5 separate regions of the Homo sapiens genome follow, and all the other regions are linked to region 4. The links are chromatin contacts, found by Hi-C or POLR2A ChIA-PET in ENCODE. All regions are on one chromosome and are shown on one strand. Each heading gives the region's core, a stretch centred on a gene start or an enhancer-like site at or near the end of the contact. The rest is flanking DNA. Distances are from core to core; before and after follow the strand shown.

Region 1 (2,700 bases), core at 137-2,636, 2.2 Mb after region 4:
AATCTGCCTCAGATATCTGGTGCCTTTCTGATTTTGTGGCTGAGGAATCCCACGCCCTCCTCCTTTCCATCCCTTTTCCCTGTCTGGTATGTAACTCTGTGGGTCCTCATATTATCACTGCATGGAGCTTCACAAGCACCTGTATTTTTCCAGTTGTAAAAACCCCTACTCTTTCTTTTTTTTTTTTTTTTTTTTTTTGAGACGGAGTCTCGCTCTGTCGCCCAGGCCGGACTGCGGACTGCAGTGGCGCAATCTCGGCTCACTGCAAGCTCCGCTTCCCGGGTTCACGCCATTCTCCTGCCTCAGCCTCCCGAGTAGCTGGGACTACAGGCGCCCGCCACCGCGCCCGGCTAATTTTTTGTATTTTTAGTAGAGACGGGGTTTCACCTTGTTAGCCAGGATGGTCTCGATCTCCTGACCTCATGATCCACCCGCCTCGGCCTCCCAAAGTGCTGGGATTACAGGCGTGAGCCACCGCGCCCGGCCAACCCCTACTCTTTCTTATTTCCTTAACTAATCTTTTCTATTGCCTATTGCTGATGAGGTATAAGAATCGTTAACTTTTATCCAATGCCAGACATTCTGAAATGTTTATCATGCATTATCATTTTGGATTCCTACAATGCAGAGATGATTTTATAACTTGCCAGGGTGAAAAAATAAAAGTAAATAAAAGGAGACAAGCAAAAAGATTCCAGATCCCCACCCCAACCCCCCCAACCCCCCAACCCCAGCTCTCGCCTCTGTTGAAGTCACCAGTGATGACAGAATATAGGAATATAGTTTGAGCCCTGTTTTTAAATAATTTCAAAATCTTGGTATAGGTAGATGAGATTTATACACACGTGAATTAAAATCAACCAACATTTGTGAGATTGGGTTTGGTATCTTTGACCGTTTTTCTCCCCTGCAAGACGTAGATAATAGCACCAACCCCAAGGAGTTTGGGGATGATTAAATAAGTTAATGCACCCGAAGGGACTTAATACAGTGCCTACCACGTAGTAAGCGTTCAATAAATGTTAACTATTATCATTATTTTTTAAAGGAGGCAGATTGGAGCGTAGAGTACACTGAAGGGAGTCGGGAGGCCGGGTGTAGGCACTGGATTCTTGCACCTAATTCTCCGAGCCTCGGTTTCCTTATTTGTAAAATTAGCTGGCTGGAGTAAAACAACTCAAACAGCAGTTAAAGCAAAGGGTGCAGCAGTAGCCGGGGAATCGAGGAGGCGCGGGGCGGAAAGGGTTAGTTAGGAGCCCAGAGGCTGATCTGTGGGCGCCCGGCGAGAGAGGCCCCGCCCCGCCCTGGAGGCCCTGGCAGCTCCGGGCTGAGAGCAGTTCCGGTGCCAAAACCCTTCCCTCCCCCGCTCCCCCGGAAGTGCTTTTCCAAGATTCGGGCCGGAGAGAGGCCTTGTAGGCACAGCGGCTGAGACTCGATCTGCTCCAAGTAGGGGCTCCAGCGCGGGTCGGAGTCTGGGGGTTCGCGCCCGCCGACCCGCGCCCTGCTCCCTCTCAGCACCTGGGCGGACGGTGAGTGGCTAGGGAAACGGACTGGGACGGCCGCGGGCCCGCGTCGGAGCTGGCGTTCTCGTGCCCCCGCTGCCCGCTTCGGGATCCGGGCTGAGGGCTCGGCTGCCGGCGTCCGGGGAAGGGGATTGTCGACCGCCGCGGACTTCTCCGGGCCAGCGGGACGGGAAGAGCTGGCTGTGGGTCCATGGGGTGGGCGGGGCGGAGCCAGGGAGGGGGTTCCCAGAGCTGTTGTTGCTGTTGGGACTCGAGAGTGGGGATGGGCTGGGCCTCTGTTCGTCCGTCCGACCCCCCTCATGTGTGCTGCCCCAAACCTCGCCGCTCCCTAGTTTGGTATTCTGTGTCCGGCCTGGGGTAGTAGCTGGACACCAGACTCAATCTTGGGCTCCAGTTCCCGACTTTTCGCCTCCTCTGGGTCTGTCCTGGGGTCAGTAATTAACCCGGGTCCCAGGGGTGTCGTCTTTTCCCTCCAGGGTGGGGCGCTGCCTGTACATGCCAGGGATCTTTTGCAGGGCTTTTCATCCAGATTTGCTTCAGGGTTGTCCGGGATCGATTTGGACTGGGCTCGGAACCGGTCCTGGATACGTAGGTCGCTGTGGCACCAGCATGCTCTGTATCATCTTTACTCACTTGAAAGCTTGCTGAAGCTGTTGTTGAAGTAAACTTAAAGAAAAAACTTGCTTAAGGAAAATCAGTAGTTTAGACACCCCCTCCCCCGCCTTTTTTTGCAGACATACTAAAAAAAAAAAGATGCTTTTCTCTAATCTACACTCTTAATTCTTTTGGCTATCTGATGTCACAGTTGTATGATGAGTTCATTCAGAGGCTGTACGAATTGATTTTAAAGAGTTGGACAGTTATATCCTTTCTCCCAAAGTTTGTTTACCTTCATATTTGGAACTGTCATTTTTCTTAAGGAAAAATTGTTCTTGGATTTTCTTGAGAGATTCCTTACACTGTTAAAATTGTTGCTGCAATGCAGAGTTTCACACAGGTGGGCAGAGATGTTTTGTTTAAACTTATTCCATGAAGTGTTTACTTCGGATAAACTGAGGATTTCCTAGGGGAGAAAGTGATGTAGGTAGGTTTAGTGAACAGATTTTAGGTAGTAAACTTTACTGCTGAAAGGTTTGTAGGAAATATGGGTTTTCCACAATAAATGGTGATTTAAAAA
Region 2 (2,700 bases), core at 78-2,577, 2.7 Mb before region 4:
GACTGTCTTCCAACAGAAACGTAATCATCTTCAAGGTTAGAAAATGTTTTTTAAATAACTTCAACCAGCGTTAACCAAACTGGTTAATTCACCAAAATGTTAACCAAAATTAACCAAATCAAATTTGGTTTATTTTCCAGGTCTCTTTTTTCTTTTCTTTTTTCATTTTTAAAGAGATGGGATCTTGCTATGTTGCCCAAGCTAAAATGCAATTGTTATTCACAGGCATGATAATAGTGCCCTATAGCCTCGAACTCCTGGGCCCACATGATCCTCCTGCCTTAGCCTCCTGAGTATTCCAGGTTTTTCTTAATAGTTTAAACAGGTAGTTCTGGTTTGGCTATCAGTAGTGTTGTCAAATAGCTTTTGTTTGCTTAATTTTATTTTTATTTTTTTTGAGACAAGTCTTGATCTGTTGCCCAGGCTGGAGTGCAGTGGCGTGATCTCGGCTCACTGCAACCTCCACCTCCTGGGTTCAAGCAATTCTCCTGCCTCAGCCTCCCAAGTAGCTGGGATTACAGGGGCATGCCACCATCCCCGGCTAATTTTTGTATTTTTAAAGTAGAGACGGGGTTATACCATGTTGGCCAGACTGGTCTCAAACTCCTGACCTCATGATCTGCCCTCCTTGGCCTCCCAAAGTGCTGGGATTACAGGCGTGAGCCACCACGCCCGGCCTTTTGTTTTTGTTTTTGTTTTTTTTAAATGGAGAGGGCCAGATAATGCTCTAGGAAGGATGTCAGAACCCATAAAAAATGATGAGTATTTGAAATATATGTAAAAACTTAAGTAACAAATCAGAAAATATATTCTGAGATAGAAGTGACCATTCTAAAACTGTGCTGTACAATACAGTAGTCACTAGCTACATGTAGTTTTTAAGCAATCGAAACGTGGCTAGTCTGATTGAGATTGCTGTGAAAAATACACACTGGATTTTGAAGATTAGAAATGTACCCTAAAACTTAAAGTATAATAATAAAAAAAAAGAAAGAATGTAAAATATGATAATTAAAAAATTGCAATTACATGTTGAAATGATAATATTCGATAATATTTGAGTTAAGTAAATTTAATGTTACTTATTTTTTAGCATGGCTATGGAAAACTTAAAATTATGCATGTGGCTCGCATGATATTTTTGTTGAACAATGCTGTTTGCTGAAGCAGGGCTGGCAGCCCTTGCCAGAGGTTTGAATCTCCATTGTCTTGGTGGCTGCAGATGGATGGATGTGGGGGTACCAGCCTGGTGTGTTGGGAAGATTTTTCTTTGTGAAGGGGAACTTGCCCTTTACTGTTGGGGATAGTTTCTTCTCAGCCTATCCAGGGACACACATACCAGCATTTTGGGGTTGTGAAACTTTTGTGTGGGGAACTTCCCTTTTTTTTTTCCACATGAGCCAATAAGATAAAACTGACCTAATGGCATTCTCGGTGCAACTCTGCCTTCAGTTTAAGGACAGAAGAGGGCTCATGTTTCATAGAGTATTAAAGGAGCAAGCTTAATATTTTGCATTTTGTGGACTGTAATTGCTAACTGCTGCTACATGATTCAGTCAGCTAAGAATAATTTACTAATTATATATTGCCTCACTTGGTTCTTTTTCCAGATGCTAAACAAGGTGAGATAATTAGAGGAGGAAAAAGGGTGAGTTTGGGAATTGGAGACCAGAAGGATGGATTTAGAAGATCTTGGAGTTAACGGACTTAGAATATAGTCAGCAAAGAGTTCACTTAAAATTAGTGCAGGTTGCCAGGCGTGGTGGCTCACGCCTGTAATCCCAGCACATTGGGAGGCCAAGGCGGGCGGATCACGAGGTCGGGAGTTCAAGACTAACCTGGCCAATATAGTGAAACCCCGTCTCTACTAAAAATACAAAAATTAGGCAGGCATGGTGGTGCATGCCTGTACTCCCAGCTACTCGGTAGGCTGAGACAGGAGAATCGCTTGAACCTGGGAGGTGGAGGTTGTGGTGAGCCGAGATTGCGCCACTGCACTCCAGCTTGGGCAACAGAGTGAGACTTTATATCAAAAAAAAAAAAAAAAGAAATTAGTGCAGGTTGACTGTGTGTGTGTGTGTGTGTGTGTAGTTTTCTGAATTCATTTTTCAAGTATTGAATATTCACAATGATGCTAGACTAAGTGCTAGAGATTTGGTGGTGAACGAAACAGATTGAAACCTGCCTTCATGGGGGGCGTATATAGGTTCGTCTGACTAGTCTAGATAAGTGAATTTGTGTAGTAATTGTTTTTTTGTAACTGGCTTAGTTTACTTAGCTTGATGTCATCAAGATTTATTCATGTTGGAGTATGTGTCAGAATTTCCTTCCTTTTAAAGGCTGAATAATATATCCATTGTATGTATATATCACTTTTTGTTTATCCATTGATTCTTCCATAGACATTAGGATTGCTTCCACCTTTTGGCTCATGTGAATAATGATGCTGTGAACAGGGGTGTACAAATATCTCTTAAAGACCCCTCTTAAAACTTTTTGCGATATATACCCATAAGTAACAGTTGCTATAGAATCATATGGTAATTCTGTTTTTAATTTTTTGAGGAATACTATACTGACAAATTTGAATCCTTATTTAAACCCAGGATTATGGAATACTGCTGCTTGATTTCAGCTGTCATTTTGTTGTCTACATTGTATTTTATTGAATTGGCGTTATTCCCAAATATTGGAAAATGT
Region 3 (2,700 bases), core at 157-2,656, 2.1 Mb before region 4:
GACTGAATAAAGAATGAAGTGGCAAATTTTTGCTGTGGGATGCTTTTGAAACAAGGTTTCTTCTCTTCGGTTACCTAATTGGGAGAGGGTGTTATATATTTTCACTAGGGGTAACAGTATATGTTGTTTCCATTAAAGACTAGGTAATTTGGATGTGATAGAAGATATTGGTGTGTTTTTAGAAATACTGAAATGATTTGGGGAAAGAAAAAATGTATAAAGATACTTTGAAAACTTTGAGGGCTTTTAATTTGTTAGAGTTGCTGTTTTTGGTTGGTGTTTTCTTGTAAAAACTTAACCCCAAGGATATGTTTTACTTCTGCTGTTGTTAATAGGTCTCTGTTCATTTAATAGGTGGCAATTATCATGAGCATTTGGGGAAAAAAATTTTAACGAAGTTTTGTTGGGCAGAAAGTATACTCTTGGCTTTTTTAGGTATGTTATACTCCAGGTATTTTAGACTACAAGGCAAGAGGCAGAAATCTAGAAGGATACTAGGGGTAGAGCAATATTTTCAGCAAAATTGTTTTCCCCCTCTTCAGCTTTCTCTGTTACCCTATCCCTCTCCCTTTTTAGTAGCTCAGAACATACCCTCCTCCAGCATCCTGCAAAATTGAACACTTTTGCTTCAGTGTTAACACACAAAGTGAAATAAAGAAGAGTGCCGAGATAGCACAACAAGCATTTTTCAAGCACTAACTATATATCTAGTACTATGCTTGGTTCTGGGCATGCACATGTGTATAACACACGCTCCCTGTCTTGAGAAGCCCACAGTAGAGCAGTGTGGTGAACATTGATAATTTACAGTTATGCTTTTATGGAGCTACTCACAGAGCTGATTTTCCATTTGATAGTCTTGACAAAAAGTAATTTTGTGTATAATCAAAAAAGCAATACTAGCATAGCTTTTTTTCATAGACATTAAAACTTGTTTTTGGAACTGCACACTTATATTTTTAAGAATTGTTCTTATAAAGAGCAAATAAAACACCTTTTACACTTTGTATTGTTTGGCTAATTTATTGTCATTTGTTTGGCCAAATGACAAGGCATTTTTTTGGTAGTACGTTGAGCTAAATATAGCTGTTCAATGTTTATATTGAAAAATTAATATTATTAAAAAGGGTATCTTTTTAGTCCATGTGTTCTGATCCTTAACATTTTATTTAATCTTGAAGCTATATTATTTCTTCTCCCTATTCCCCTTTTGAGTACTTTTGATTTTCTGTAATATCTTTCAAAACATTTTCTTTCCCAACATTAAAACCCTTTTGATGTATAGAGAAATGTCGTTTAAAAATCCATTAGCAAAATCCCTTATGATGATAACAGGATACATTTTTTTTTCCTTGCTCTTTTATTGTACCTTGTTAAGCTGGTCTCACATGAACTTTCTTAGAATCAGGCAGTTCCTGGTTCCTATGGGACTTCCTGTTTTCTCAAATAAAAATAGAAAAGCATCTCAGAAAGGAAACCTGGTCAGTGTGAACTACTTTGTAAGATCAGTTAGTCTTAGTTAGTCTTAGTTGTGGCCTGGATTATATAGATATATAGTCTATATAAAATATAAAAGTTTACAGGTATCTGAAAGCTTTGAATATTTTCGTATGTAATATCAAAATAAACAAAATGATAAGGAGAAGACTCTGAATAAAAACCCTGAGAGGTGCTACATATTCAGCCGTAAACATTTTTGTATCTTAATTTAGAGGTGAATGAAGGAGGGGCATAGGGGTTGGATGGAAAGTGGTAAATCCTTTCCTTATTATGTAATATTTTATTGTAAATTTGGAATTGCTTAATACTGAGACTTAATTCTTAGTTACTTTGATCTGTATTTTTTTTTCTTGCCACTTTTTCAGATGTTGGCAAGGATTAGGAAGGTGGATTTTTAAAAAATCATTAGAAGTCAGAATTCTAAATGAATTATTCAGTTTTAAAGCATCTTGTAGATTTCTTTCAGTAGTTAACTGCTTCTTAGTCTATATTATGAAGAGAAATCAAATTAAGGTAGAAACAAATGATATAGTCATTAGCAGTAATAATAATGGATAGTGTGTATTGAGTACATATTAAGTGCTTGACACTGTGTCAAACATTTTATCTTGTTTATCTCATTTAATCCTGACAACAACTGTATAAGGTAGGTATCATTGTTATCCATACTCCTTTAAAGAAGAAACTACAATTTAGAGTAGCTAATTAGATGTTAGTTCAAAGAGACATTACTAATAAGTGGTAGAGGTGGAGCTGGGACTTGAACTCAGCTTCTGTGATACCAGAGCACCTGATCTCAATGATTGTGAGGAAAACCACTAATTCAAAGTGAGAATGATAAGTATAAGTCTGAAAAATTACTTCCCTAACCTTTATTATCACCAGTTTGTTTACATTTGGTTCACATATTTATATCCAGTTTTAGCAAAGTACATGCTGGCATTTCAGAGAGTTTGTTTGGGGGATTTTAATTCGTAAGTGATGCTAATACTTGTCTTTTTTTCCTTCCTTGATAGTAGAAAACCCCTTTGGTGAAACATTTGGAAAAATACAAGTAAGTAAACGATCATAATACTGATAATTTTGTGTCATGTTTTATATGATAAAAGCATGAGAATGACTATCAACTAAAAAAAAGTAATTTTAAAGTTATTTTAGTCTTAAACAATAGGTTTTATCAACTTAAAAAAATAGTAATTT
Region 4 (2,700 bases), core at 193-2,692:
TACATTCAAGTAGAAGGATACATGAGAGCAGATCAGAGGTATGTGTGAAATTTAAACACATATTATGAGGCTAAACCAAGTTTCATCTGTTTTATTAACTCCTATTGCCTGACTTTGAAGTACTCAGTAATAGTTGATGAATACAGAAAACAATGGTAAAGGTCAGGTAGATTTGATCGGATTTGAGTTATGTGTTAGTAGAGAGCTATTTAAAGGTTTGTTGTTGTTTTTAACAGGAGTATCAAGTGAGATTGATTTTTCATCTCTTCACCAGGCTCTCTGTTCTTTTAGAAAGGCCTGTCAGCTAGCTCCATCCCTAACACTTTCAGGGATGTTGACCCCTAGCTGGCAAAACTTGTGTTTAAAATCCCAAATATTAAGCAGATGAAAAACTTGGATACTAAATACTTTCATAACTCATCTCCACGAATTTGTACGTCTGAGGGAGCAATACACAGCTGCAGGTCCATCAAGGCCACAAAAGCTAACTACAGAGATAGTCTTTTAGCTATTTTGAAATCAGTAGGGCCTGACTACAGCCATCTGTCGCATACCCATTACTCTTACTAAGGTCCTGCTGGCGTCAGAGAGGTGGTTCTACGATGCACGGTAGGAGTGTGTCTGGCCAGAGAAGTGGGGAGGCTCAGCTGCCTTGGGAGGTGCAAGTAGTAGCGCTAGGAAGCTGCTGCTAGGCCTCTGGCAAGAACACCAACTGATCCGCAATGCGCCTGGCCAAACTGCAGCAGCCTGCTCTGCAAATACTGCATAACAGAAAAAGCCTGTATTGGAGAATATAAGAATCCGCGGCAGAAACGGAGTGCGCGACGATTCTAAGGTTTTTACCCAGCACGGCTCCCCCATCAGACTGCAAATCCCAGCATTCACTCCTTCCACGGGAGCCAATGAGGAAGCTACTAGTTCCCGCAGCCAATCACATTCTGAGCCAGTGTATCACCCGACTGAATTCTGGGATTTGTGGTTTTTACGTGGCAACATTACACCACGGTGGCTACGGCAATGCAGGCCACGCGTCTGATCCCAAACGACACCTCCCTGTTATAAATTCTTATGTTGGTTCCGCAAGCTAACTCCTTAACTGTCGTTACTCCCAGGCTTCCTCCTTCTCAAAGCTCGTAATCTTTTTCTCTTAATGTCATTAAACAATCAAGTTATTTTCAGATTAAGGCCCACTTGCTCCACTCGTCCCCTGTCCCTTAACCGTCGCTTTAGAGTCTCGCGAGAACAGCCCCTTTTTTTTGTGTTGTCATGCCTCCAAAAGGCGGGTCACATGAAAACTGACACAGGCTTCAGCCAACCGAATTGTTTTTTAACTCTCTTCTCCACAGCGTGCGTGGGGAGGCCTCCGTGAACTCTGACCTTAGCTTTCCGTAGCGCCCGCGTCTGCCGCCCCCGCCCCCGGAGCGAAGGAGGCGGGCTTTGGCCTTTTGCCCTAGGGAGCGAGTGCGGAGCGAGTGGGAGCGAGACGGCCCTGAGTGGAAGTGTCTGGCTCCCCGTAGAGGCCCTTCTGTACGCCCCGCCGCCCATGAGCTCGTTCTCACGCGAACAGCGCCGTCGTTAGGCTGGCTCTGTAGCCTCGGCTTACCCCGGGACAGGCCCACGCCTCGCCAGGGAGGGGGCAGCCCGTCGAGGCGCCTCCCTAGTCAGCGTCGGCGTCGCGCTGCGACCCTGGAAGCGGGAGCCGCCGCGAGCGAGAGGAGGAGCTCCAGTGGCGGCGGCGGCGGCGGCAGCGGCAGCGGGCAGCAGCTCCAGCAGCGCCAGCAGGCGGGATCGAGGCCGTCAACATGGCGAGCGCCTCGTACCACATTTCCAATTTGCTGGAAAAAATGACATCCAGCGACAAGGACTTTAGGTGAGGCCGAGATCCGACCCTCACCCCACCTCGGGGTTCTCGCAGCCGCGGCCCTGGCCGTCACGCAGGCCTTGCCCCACCCCTTCGGCCGTAGCCGGTAGCTTCTCTGCCCCGAAGTCTCCAGCCCACCGGTCCGCTGGCCTCCCGATCCCTGCGGAGCCCCTTTCCTCTCCCCTCTTGCAACCCCCTCCCCCCATTCTTTCTCCTAGGCAGTTGCCCGCCGCGGTCTCTAGGCCCCGTTTGCTTGTCTCAGCGCCCCCACATCCTTCCCTGCCCCACCAGGAGGCGATTCTTGCGTCTCAGGTAGCGCGAAGGGGCTAAACCACCCACCATTGTGGAGAAGGGAGTTGCTCTAGGCCGGGAGACCGGGCGCCGGGCCTATTCGCTTGCCATCCTGCGGCGCTAGGCCGCCTTGCTCGCTGGGGCCCAAGCTGCTGCCCACTCGGGGACCCGGCAGCCTCCTCTCTGCCCGCAGGTGCGCGTGGGCCTTGCTGCATTCAGGTGGAATGATGAACTTTTGCGCTCTTGGCTGATACATAGTTCTTTTGTGGATTATTAATTTTCGTGAAGGTGGGAAGAAGGGGGAGGGGAGCCAGGATGGAGGAAACTTCGCTCATAGGGTTTTCCCGCCAGCATCACTGTCAGTTCCTCTTGTCAGGTAAAACCAACTTAGGAACTCGGGGTTTCAGTCTCATGTCCTCATATCCAAAATCACTGCCAAAGGGGTGGATTGCTGGATCTTAATCATAGCAGACGGATCTTCAAAAGGAAGAGATGTTTAATACGGACCTGGTGAATATGAAGCTTTATTACAGCAGTTCTGTTCAGGA
Region 5 (2,700 bases), core at 109-2,608, 2.1 Mb before region 4:
TTGTTGAACAGACCTTAACAAATAGAGATGGTATGTAGGAAAATAAGTTTGAATTTAGTCCTAATCTGGAATTTGAAGATGCTTTCACTGTTTATTTAAAATGGTGTTAAGGATCAATCTTACTGACTTGGTCCAGAAAACTGTTTTCTGGCAGATTCAAATTTTATGAATCAAGTTTTTTGAAGTTAGGTTTTTGAAATCAGAGAATAAAGCAAAATTCAGCATTTAGAGTCTACAGTAGGGTGTCTAAAAAAGGCCAGTTTTTTTTCCCCCTCCAGTATAGTATAAAGACTCTTTTAATATTGGATAAAGGATTAGGGAACATTATACATTTTAAACATTAAAATCATACTGCAGGGTTGAAGTACACTATATAAGCTACATGGAAACTGAGAGCAGCTGAAGGCGGGGAGAGATAGCCTAGTAAACTTTAGGCAGAATAAATTAAACAGTTTATTTGAGCAAAGGATGATTTATGAATTGGGCAATACTTAGAACCGGAAGGGATCCAGAGAACTCCTCTCCAAAGCAGTGATGGGCAGTGAGCTTTTATAGGCTGAATGTGGAAGTAAGACAAAACATAAGTGGAAAGGCCCTAGTTAGAAGTTAGTTGGTGGTTTCTGATTGGGTATGCTTAAGTTTTGTTTTACTGTTTACACGGGATTGGGTTTTGGTTTGCTTACAGAGGAGTTCTGTTCACAGAGAAAATCTTCAGGCTAATGGCTTCCTCCTTACTTGCTTTAACAATTTTCTCCTTTTGTCAGCCTCTCCATCTTGAGTGCTTGACTAAAACTTTGAGCATTGTTGACACTTTCTGTCACCATTATAGTGACTTACTTGGTCTCAGTATGGAATACAAAAGTCATGATGTCAGGCTCATGGAAGAAGTATTCCTTTCTTGTTCATCTTATTTTTGTTGCTCTAATTGCAGTGAGACCATTTGGCATATTGCTGATGGCTGCAAACATTCATTTAAGACACTAGAAAGAATACAGTGCACCAGGGAGATGACAATGGGCACTATCAGGAGGATAATAGTAGTTCTTTCTTACCCACAGGCAGTATGTTTCAAGACTCCCATTACTCCTGCAGTGGATGCCTGAAAATGGATACTATCAAACCCTATATATACTATGTTTTTCCTGTAATACATACTTATGATAAAGTTTAATTTATAAATTAGGCACAGTTAAGAGATTAAAACAATAACCCAATGATAGAATTGTAGCAATATACTAATAAAAGTTATGCGAATATGGTCTCTCTCAAAATATCTTATTTACTGTACTCATCTATTTTTGGTCCATGGTTGACCAGGGGTAACTGAAACTGCAGAAAGTGAAACTGCCATAAGGAGGGAGGAGGGACTACTGTCATCAAAGGACTGGTGTATGCTCTTTAGCCAAGGCCTCCATGAACAGAACCAAGTAAAATAAAAAGGTTGATGGCTAGAACAAACCATAAACTCACTCTCTGTGTCCGGAGGGCAGTTGGTCAAGGTTTCTAGATTTGAGCTCAAAGCATATTTCCCTGGTTTGCAGTTTGAATGTTTCTGGTTATGGCAATGGGCATTTTGGTGAACTCCCTGAGTGGCCCATTCATCAGCAGGGATGAGTGTTGCCCAGTACCCGCCTGTAGGGCGTCAGAAACCAAGCAGTTTATAGATACAATGTCAAGGACAATGAACAGGACTAGAATCTGATATGCACAAGGGTGCCCTGTAGTTTTCTACTGAAACATAATTTTTCTCTCTACAGCTGCTCCCATTTCTATCAAAGATAATCACAATAAGACTAATTTGTTTGCAAAATAGGTCTAGTCTCATTAAACTTGGCTTGATAGTTCACATACGTGCAGCGAGAGTAGTGATGGACCATATAGGCTCTCTTTAAATCTGCTTTGCTGGAATTTTTAAAGGCATCTCAGATTAGACTTTTAAAAGCCTCTCTAGGCTATGAAGCCATGCTGAAGACTTACCAGTAGACTTTGCCCGTAATACCTATAGATTTGGATGAATTCCTCTCTTCTCAAGGTCCTCAAAATATTTTTAAAGTTACTGGGCCTGCCTTACTCAACTCTTAAGGCCAGGAAACCCTTAAAGCCTCGTACCACACTAGTTTTTTCCAAGGGGCTTTCATGGCTTCATAAAGTAAACCTTAGTTCTTTAAAACTGGCCATATCCAGCTCTATGTACATTTTCAAATATGACTTTCCGGTCAAAAGCCTTGGTATTATAACCAGTGTTTCCAGTTATAACTTGTTACAAAGAGAACAGATTTTTATTGAACTTATGCAAGTAACTTACTGCAAACCAAAAATAAAATTCGAAGGCCCCCTGCAACCATCTGAATGGACTTCCTCCTTGGCTAGGGCACCCTAACATTTAACCTGAAAGACTGCTTCAGGCCATGATGGGAAGTGGGGGTTGAACATGCCTCATTTATGTTGGGGTTGGACACGTCTCATTTATACCTCTCTAGTATTAATGTCAACACAGACCCTAGGTCTGATAGGAAACATATACAGTCTATTCTCTCTAAAGCTTGCTACTTGGAGGCTTCATCTGCATGATAAAAACCTAGGTCTCTGCAACCCCTTCCTTTCTATACATCATAACTCTTTCAACCAATTGCCAATCAGAATATGTTTAAACCTACCTATGACCTGGAAGCCCCTGCTTTGAGTTTTCCCCATCTTCCA

What was found. Hi-C counts contacts between places; a loop is a spot of excess contacts on that map. ChIA-PET counts read pairs that join two places held with the same protein, here RNA polymerase II (POLR2A). Pooled maps may share reads with other maps.
Region 1: a loop to region 4 is called in a map of CD8-positive, alpha-beta T cell, with 26 times the contacts of the local background. The contact joins the promoter of FRS2 here to the promoter of CAND1 in region 4. A Hi-C loop is called at or near these places in 3 of 168 maps with a recorded cell type or tissue (B cell, CD8-positive, alpha-beta T cell and Right ventricle myocardium inferior) and 11 of 50 pooled maps. POLR2A ChIA-PET finds 5 or more read pairs at or near these places in 2 of 52 experiments (CD4-positive, alpha-beta T cell and activated T-cell).
Region 2: a loop to region 4 is called in a pooled map, with 4 times the contacts of the local background. The contact joins the enhancer-like site here to the promoter of CAND1 in region 4. A Hi-C loop is called at or near these places in 1 of 168 maps with a recorded cell type or tissue (B cell), 4 of 37 single-sample maps with no recorded cell type and 6 of 50 pooled maps.
Region 3: a pooled map shows a loop between it and region 4 (7-fold over the local background). The contact joins the enhancer-like site here to the promoter of CAND1 in region 4. A Hi-C loop is called at or near these places in 2 of 50 pooled maps.
Region 5: a loop to region 4 is called in a pooled map, with 2.6 times the contacts of the local background. The contact joins the enhancer-like site here to the promoter of CAND1 in region 4. A Hi-C loop is called at or near these places in 3 of 50 pooled maps.

Annotation. Positions count from the first base shown.
Region 1 is chr12:69,469,002-69,471,701 of GRCh38, forward strand. It overlaps FRS2 (fibroblast growth factor receptor substrate 2), which reads left to right and starts at 1,387. Exons shown (of 9, transcript NM_001278356.2): 1 at 1,387-1,529. RefSeq lists enhancers at 1,058-1,559, 1,731-1,780.
Region 2 is chr12:64,617,949-64,620,648 of GRCh38, forward strand. The region is part of intron 1 of RASSF3 (Ras association domain family member 3); the gene reads left to right. Among named protein-coding and RNA genes, the nearest start is that of MIR548C, 3.2 kb to the right of the region's middle. Within about 2 kb of position 1,328, at least 7 of the 41 ENCODE cell types and tissues checked have a DNase peak (open chromatin) inside an H3K27ac peak, as active enhancers do; they include B cell, where a contact is called at or near this core.
Region 3 is chr12:65,208,410-65,211,109 of GRCh38, forward strand. It overlaps LEMD3 (LEM domain containing 3), which reads left to right. Exons shown (of 13, transcript NM_014319.5): 2 at 2,517-2,554. Among named protein-coding and RNA genes, the nearest start is that of LEMD3, 40 kb to the left of the region's middle. Within about 2 kb of position 1,407, at least 2 of the 41 ENCODE cell types and tissues checked have a DNase peak (open chromatin) inside an H3K27ac peak, as active enhancers do.
Region 4 is chr12:67,267,916-67,270,615 of GRCh38, forward strand. It overlaps CAND1 (cullin associated and neddylation dissociated 1), which reads left to right and starts at 1,443. Exons shown (of 15, transcript NM_018448.5): 1 at 1,443-1,870. The coding sequence starts at 1,803. RefSeq lists enhancers at 579-878, 1,019-1,278, 1,558-2,209.
Region 5 is chr12:65,187,898-65,190,597 of GRCh38, forward strand. All of the region lies in intron 1 of LEMD3 (LEM domain containing 3), which reads left to right. Among named protein-coding and RNA genes, the nearest start is that of LEMD3, 20 kb to the left of the region's middle. Within about 2 kb of position 1,359, at least 3 of the 41 ENCODE cell types and tissues checked have a DNase peak (open chromatin) inside an H3K27ac peak, as active enhancers do.